2 separate regions of the Homo sapiens genome follow, and region 2 is linked to region 1. Evidence: chromatin contacts called from ENCODE Hi-C or POLR2A ChIA-PET data. All regions are on one chromosome and are shown on one strand. Each heading gives the region's core, a stretch centred on a gene start or an enhancer-like site at or near the end of the contact. The rest is flanking DNA. Distances are from core to core; before and after follow the strand shown. Region 1 holds the start of DNAAF2 (dynein axonemal assembly factor 2). Region 2 holds the start of FBXO34 (F-box protein 34).

Evidence for each region. A loop is a pair of places that touch in the nucleus more often than their neighbours do. ChIA-PET counts read pairs that join two places held with the same protein, here RNA polymerase II (POLR2A). Pooled maps may share reads with other maps.
Region 2: a loop to region 1 is called in a pooled map, with 4 times the contacts of the local background. The contact joins the promoter of FBXO34 here to the promoter of DNAAF2 in region 1. A Hi-C loop is called at or near these places in 2 of 50 pooled maps. POLR2A ChIA-PET finds 5 or more read pairs at or near these places in 2 of 52 experiments (A673 and GM12878).

What each region holds. Positions count from the first base shown.
Region 1 is chr14:49,633,844-49,636,543 of GRCh38, forward strand. It overlaps DNAAF2 (dynein axonemal assembly factor 2), which reads right to left and starts at 1,401. Exons shown (of 3, transcript NM_018139.3): 1 at 1-1,401. The coding sequence starts at 1,306. RefSeq lists silencers at 1-232, 503-742, 973-1,022 and enhancers at 233-472, 285-1,045.
Region 2 is chr14:55,270,057-55,272,756 of GRCh38, forward strand. It overlaps FBXO34 (F-box protein 34), which reads left to right and starts at 1,365. Exons shown (of 2, transcript NM_017943.4): 1 at 1,365-1,481. It overlaps FBXO34-AS1 (FBXO34 antisense RNA 1), which reads right to left and starts at 2,022. Exons shown (of 2, transcript NR_184222.1): 1 at 1,826-2,022. RefSeq lists a silencer at 1,417-1,916.

The sequences.
Region 1 (2,700 bases), core at 151-2,650:
CCGGCTTGGGGACACGCTCCTCTCCAGCTGCGGCCGGCGGAGGCGCCACCTCCGGGTCGCCCAGGGTGGTGACCCCGGAGCCCGCAGCCCCAGCCACGCAGGTATCGTGGCCTCCGTCCTCCGCGCGACTCCTCGCGGGTCCCGCCTCCCCCTCGCGAGCGGAAGCGCAGGCCTGGCCGTCAGTTCCGGACCGGTCCGCGGACTCTTCCGGCGCGGCGGCGGCGACGGCGACAGCGGGCTCCCGGCGCGCGGCCGGCAGCACCACTGGCAGCGTAACCACCAGCTGCCGCCGGGCCTTGTTGAATTGTGCCTTGCCGCGGCCATCGTCCACTGGGTACGGGAGCGAGAGCCGCAGCCGGTAGTCAGGTTTCCTCGAGTCGAGGCACAGCAGCTTTCTCGTTACCTCCAGCGCCGCCTGCTCGGCCGAGCGCAACAGCGGCAGTTCGATGGTGATCACCAGCTCATGGGGCACGGGGCTCGGGGCTGAGTCCCTGGAGCAGCGGTAATCCTGGAGGTCCACGTGGTGGCGCTGCACCACGCTGTAGCGAGGCTCGGTGGGGGCGGGCTGCAAGGCCGCTTCCGGAGGGGAGGGCGCCCGGGGCCCGGGGGCTGCCGGGTACTGGTAAGGGTAGGGGAAGTCCGGGAGAGGACCCTTCGGCTCCCCGTCAGGCCTTGCGGGGATGACCCCGGGCAGGGGCGTGCGCAGCACCGCAGCCTCTGGGGTCCCCTTATACTTGGCCTTCAGGGTCTTGGCATTCCTGCGGTCCAGCTTCACGCCGAACTGCTTCTCGACGGCCTCCAGGGCCGTGGCGTCCAGCATCTGGCGGAAGCCCTCGTGCCGCCGGGCCAGCGCAAGCGCGTCTGGATGGAAGACCACGTCGTAGACCATGTAGCGGCTGCTGCTGCGCCCCGCGTACTCGCGGCCGGGCGCCAGGCTGTAGGGCAGGGACCAGTGGCTGCCAGGAGCTGCGCCCCGGTCGCCACCGGAGCCGGGCCGGCTGCTGGGCGCGCCCACCAACGCGTTGCTGCAGACATTCACAAAGCAGCGCCGCGCCCCGTCCAGGCTGGTGCGCAGCACATGGCCGGGCTCCGGGTGCACGAACCGCACTTCCACCCCGCGCTCACGCTCTAGCGCGGTGATCTCCGCCTCGTAGCGCCGCCGGTTCTCCGGGTCGGTGAGCTCCTCGGCGTACTGGGAGAACATTCGCCGGAACTCCGGGTCCTGGAAGGCGGAGGTGAGCCGCTGGACCTCCTCTCCGCTCAGGTCCAAGTCCTCCAGCGACGAGGAGGCCGCCGCTTTGGCCATACTGTCCTGTGGCTCCTCGCCCTCGGGCCAAAGGCGATCAGTCTGACACTGGGTTGGGGGATCCGCCTCAGAGTTTCTGGGCAGCGTACAGTGACGCGGTGGAGGTCGGTAACGGCTGGAAAATTGAGCCTTGAGCAGCGCGTGCTTGTTGTCATAGTTACACCACTAACATTCGGGAGGAGGGGTAGAGATCATGGTGGAATAGGCCGGGCGCGGTGGCTCAGGCCTGTAATCCCAGCACTTTGGGAAGCCTAGGCGGGCGGATCACGAGGTCAGGAGATCGAGACCATCCTGGCTAACACGGTGAAACCCCGTCTCTACTAAAAATACAAAAAATTAGCCGGGCATGGTGGCGGGTGCCTGTAGTCCCAGCTACTCGGAAGGCTGAGGCAGTAGAATGGGGTGAAACCCAGGAGGCAGAGCTCTTGCGGTGAGCCAAGATCGCGCCACTGCACTCCGGCCTGGGCGACAGAGCAAGTCTCTCAAGGAAATCATGGTGGAATAGTGGAAATGCCAGAAATAGCCCTCTTAGATTCTTCAAACCAACCCACCACCGTACTTTGTTTTGTTTTGTTTTGTTTTTCTTTTTTTGAGACAGAGTCTCGCTCTGTCACCCAGGCTGGAGTGCAGTGGCGCAGTTTCGGCTCACTGCAAGCTCCACCTCCCAGGTTCACGCCACTCTCCTGCCTCAGCCTCCCGAGCAGCTGGGACTACAGGCGCCTGCCACTACGCCCAGCTAATGTTTTGTATTTTTACTAGAGACAGGGTTTCACCGTGTTAGCCAGGATGGTCTCGATCTCCTGACTTCGTGATCCGCCCGCCTCGGCCTCCCAGAGTGCTGGGATTATAGGATTACAGGCATGAGCCACCACACCAGGTCCAAAACCTTTTTTTTTTTTTTTTTTTTTTTGAGGCTGTCTCACTCTGTCACCCAGGCTGGAGTGCAGTGGTGCAGTCTTGGCTCACTGCAACCTCCGCCTCCCGGGTTCAGGCAATTCTCCCTGCCTCAGCCTCCCAGGTAGCTGGGATTACAGTGACTCACCACCACGTCCGGCTAAGTTTTGTATTTTTAGTAGGGATGGGATTTCACCATGTTGGCCAGGCTGGTCTCCCACTCTTGACCTCATGTGATCTGCCCACCTCAGCCTCCCAAAGTGCTGGGATTACAGGCATGAGCCACCGCGCCCGGCCTAAAACCTTTCTAATGTGCATATTTTTTTGACCCAAATGCCCTTAGAGTATTTGACACAATACTCTTAGAACATTCTCAAGGTGACATCATTTATGATTCTAAAGGTTTGAGAAGAATCTACAAATTCAACAATGGAACTGATTGAGCAGGTTTTGGTAGAGCCACGCAACAGAGTTTTGTGCAACCATTCAAAATGATCATA
Region 2 (2,700 bases), core at 115-2,614, 5.6 Mb after region 1:
TTCCTTAATTTTTTTTTTCCTTTTTGAGATGTGAGCCACCGTGCCTGGACTTCCCCTCTCCAATTTTTATTAAAAATATGTATATAGATAAAGGTCTAGATGGAGATACTGAGTGGTTATTTCTTGGTGATGAGATTATGGGAAATATTTTTATTTTGTTTTTACGTTTTAATATTTAAGATTTTACACATATATTTTACAACAGTAGTTTTATAATTGGACAAAATTATTTTTGTTAAGGACTGGCTAAAATCAAAGTTGCTGGTTTAAGTGTAACTTGGTACAACCTTTTAAAAATCATTTGGCAGTTTGTATTAGTAACTGTGAAAGTGTTGATAGTCTTTTTCACCTAGTAATTTCACTTTTGGGTATCTTTAAAAATCTACATTCATGAAGATGTTCTATGATTTCTTTATAATGGCAAAAAGTGAATGAAGGAAACAAGTTATGTCCAAAAATAGAGAATTACTGCAGTAAATTTTATGTCCACTTAATGTAATTTTATGCAGCTGTTAAACTGGTTATGAAGCTTATGTGGAAATATGAGGAATGCTTATAAAAGTGAAAAGAGGATGCAAAATCGCGTACAACTACTATTACAGTGTAGTAAAATATATGTGATGGGGCAAAAGGTCTAGAAGAAAATACATTGTCCTCATGTTTTTCAATGTGGTTAATATTATTTTCACAATGAAAACAATAATAAGCTTAAAGATTGGGAATCAAAAGTTCCTCACTGGCCCTCTGATTTGAATATAAAGTGTTAAAAATTTATATCCATCATTAACCAGCCCTTAAGCTTCTACAGACTTTAACAGTTTCGTGTCAGCCTCAACGTTTATCTACTTTCTGACCGGTATCCCTGCCATGATTTTCATAGGAAAGAGAGTCAGAAGGGACCTTTCCAATTTTGTCATTTTACAAATTGAAACTCTGAACCCCAGCCTTCCAAGCTAGCAGCAGAACCAGTATGAGGATCCAGGTCTACTAGGTTATCTAATAGTATCTGAGACCATTTACAGCTTCAGGTCCACCCACGAATATTCATAAACTTGACATGTCTGCTGATTGAACCCTGGCGTCACTACCCTTCTTGGCTGGCCTGGGAGGTTTGATTCCTTTCCCTACAGTCGTGCTCAAACTTTCATTCTCTACCACTTGGGGGCCGCAGACGCGTCATCCAGGTCTCCCTTTTCACTTCCCCCTTCCCGCCCCCAGTGTCCGGCAGGGGGCGCCGTGAAACTCTGGATCCGTGGCCCCTCCCCCGGCCAACCGTCGATTGGGCCGGCGCGTGACGTCACTCCGTTTTAGCCAAACAAATGGGTTTCGGGGCGAGCGTTGGGCGCCGCCGCGCCGCGCTGGGTGCTCGGTCCGACTCAGCGGTGGGGAGTGAGCCAGGCCTCCCGCCACCGCTGCTGCCGCCACCACTGCGTCGGGCTGGTGCAGCCCCGGGCCAGGCCGCGGCCGGGGCAGGAGCGCAGGTGGGTCCGGGCCGAGGTGGGGCGTGGCGCGAGGGCCGCGCGACTGGGGTCCGGCGGCGGCCACCGTGGCCGCTCCCCGCCCCCTACCGCCGCCTGCCTGCGCTCCCGGGGCGCGGGGCGGGTGGGGGTGGGGGCGGGGGCGCCGCCCGCGGGTCCGGGGTAGGGACCCGGCCGCCTGCGCCTCCTCCGGTGCGGCTCTTTCCGCGCGCACGGCCCGGGCGCTGAGCGTCCCCGCGGGCCACGGAGGGTCGGGCGGGTAGGGAGCGGGGTCCTGGGTCCCCGCTGAAGCCGAGGAGATTCACGGATAGGCCGTGAGCTTGCACCGGACCGGCGCTCCCACTTACGGGACCCAGGGCGGTGAGGAAGTCAGCCTCTGGACTGGGGTCGCCTCGCCCCTGTCGCGCCCTCCCGGGCTCGGCCACTCTGCCCTTCCCTGCCCCAGCGCAGGTGAGCTGGCGCTTGTCCTTAACCTTCTTCAACGACGAGGCGGGACGGAGGCTCGGACGCCTCCCCAGCCTCTGGGCTGGCGCAAGTCGACTGCGGTTCGTCCTCAGTCCACGATGAAGTCATAGGGCTGTGGGTCCGTGTGTCTGTGACGTCAGAAGATGGGTCCTGGGATGTCACTGCAGGCCCGGGCGGGGACCTGGGCTCACGGAAGGGCCGGGGGGACCCGCAGGGTAGAAAAAGGAAGTTGTCTTCCACGAACGCTTGGAATCGCAGTGGATTTGAATCGAAAGTTGTTCGGTATCAGCATTTTGCAATTTTAATGTAATAGTTGTCAATTTCTTTAACTTCTTGTCCAGCAAGCGTTGCGAGTACAGCTCAGTATAAGACATTTGATTTAGAAAAACTTAAGTCAGGGTAGGAGGTTTTTTGGAGGGTGTAATGTAAAAAGCCTTTTAGGAAGCTAAATTCGTAGTTTGATAGTTTGCAATCAGAATTACTGAAAAAAAAGAGAACCACTTCTAGTGTTGATAAATCAGTTTGCTTTTTTTTTTTTTTTTTAACTGGACATCTATCTGCTTGTTAGCATTTTTTGTTAGAAAATGGCCAGGAGGAGGGAGAGTGGATCTTACATGATTTTTTTTTTCTGTTGTAAAGGGAGGGAGGAGTTTGAATTAATCCAACATTTGTCTTAAATAATAATTACCTGAGGAGTTAATTTATCCAGGTTGTCCCTATCCCACCCTATGGTACCATGCTACCACCCCATGCTACC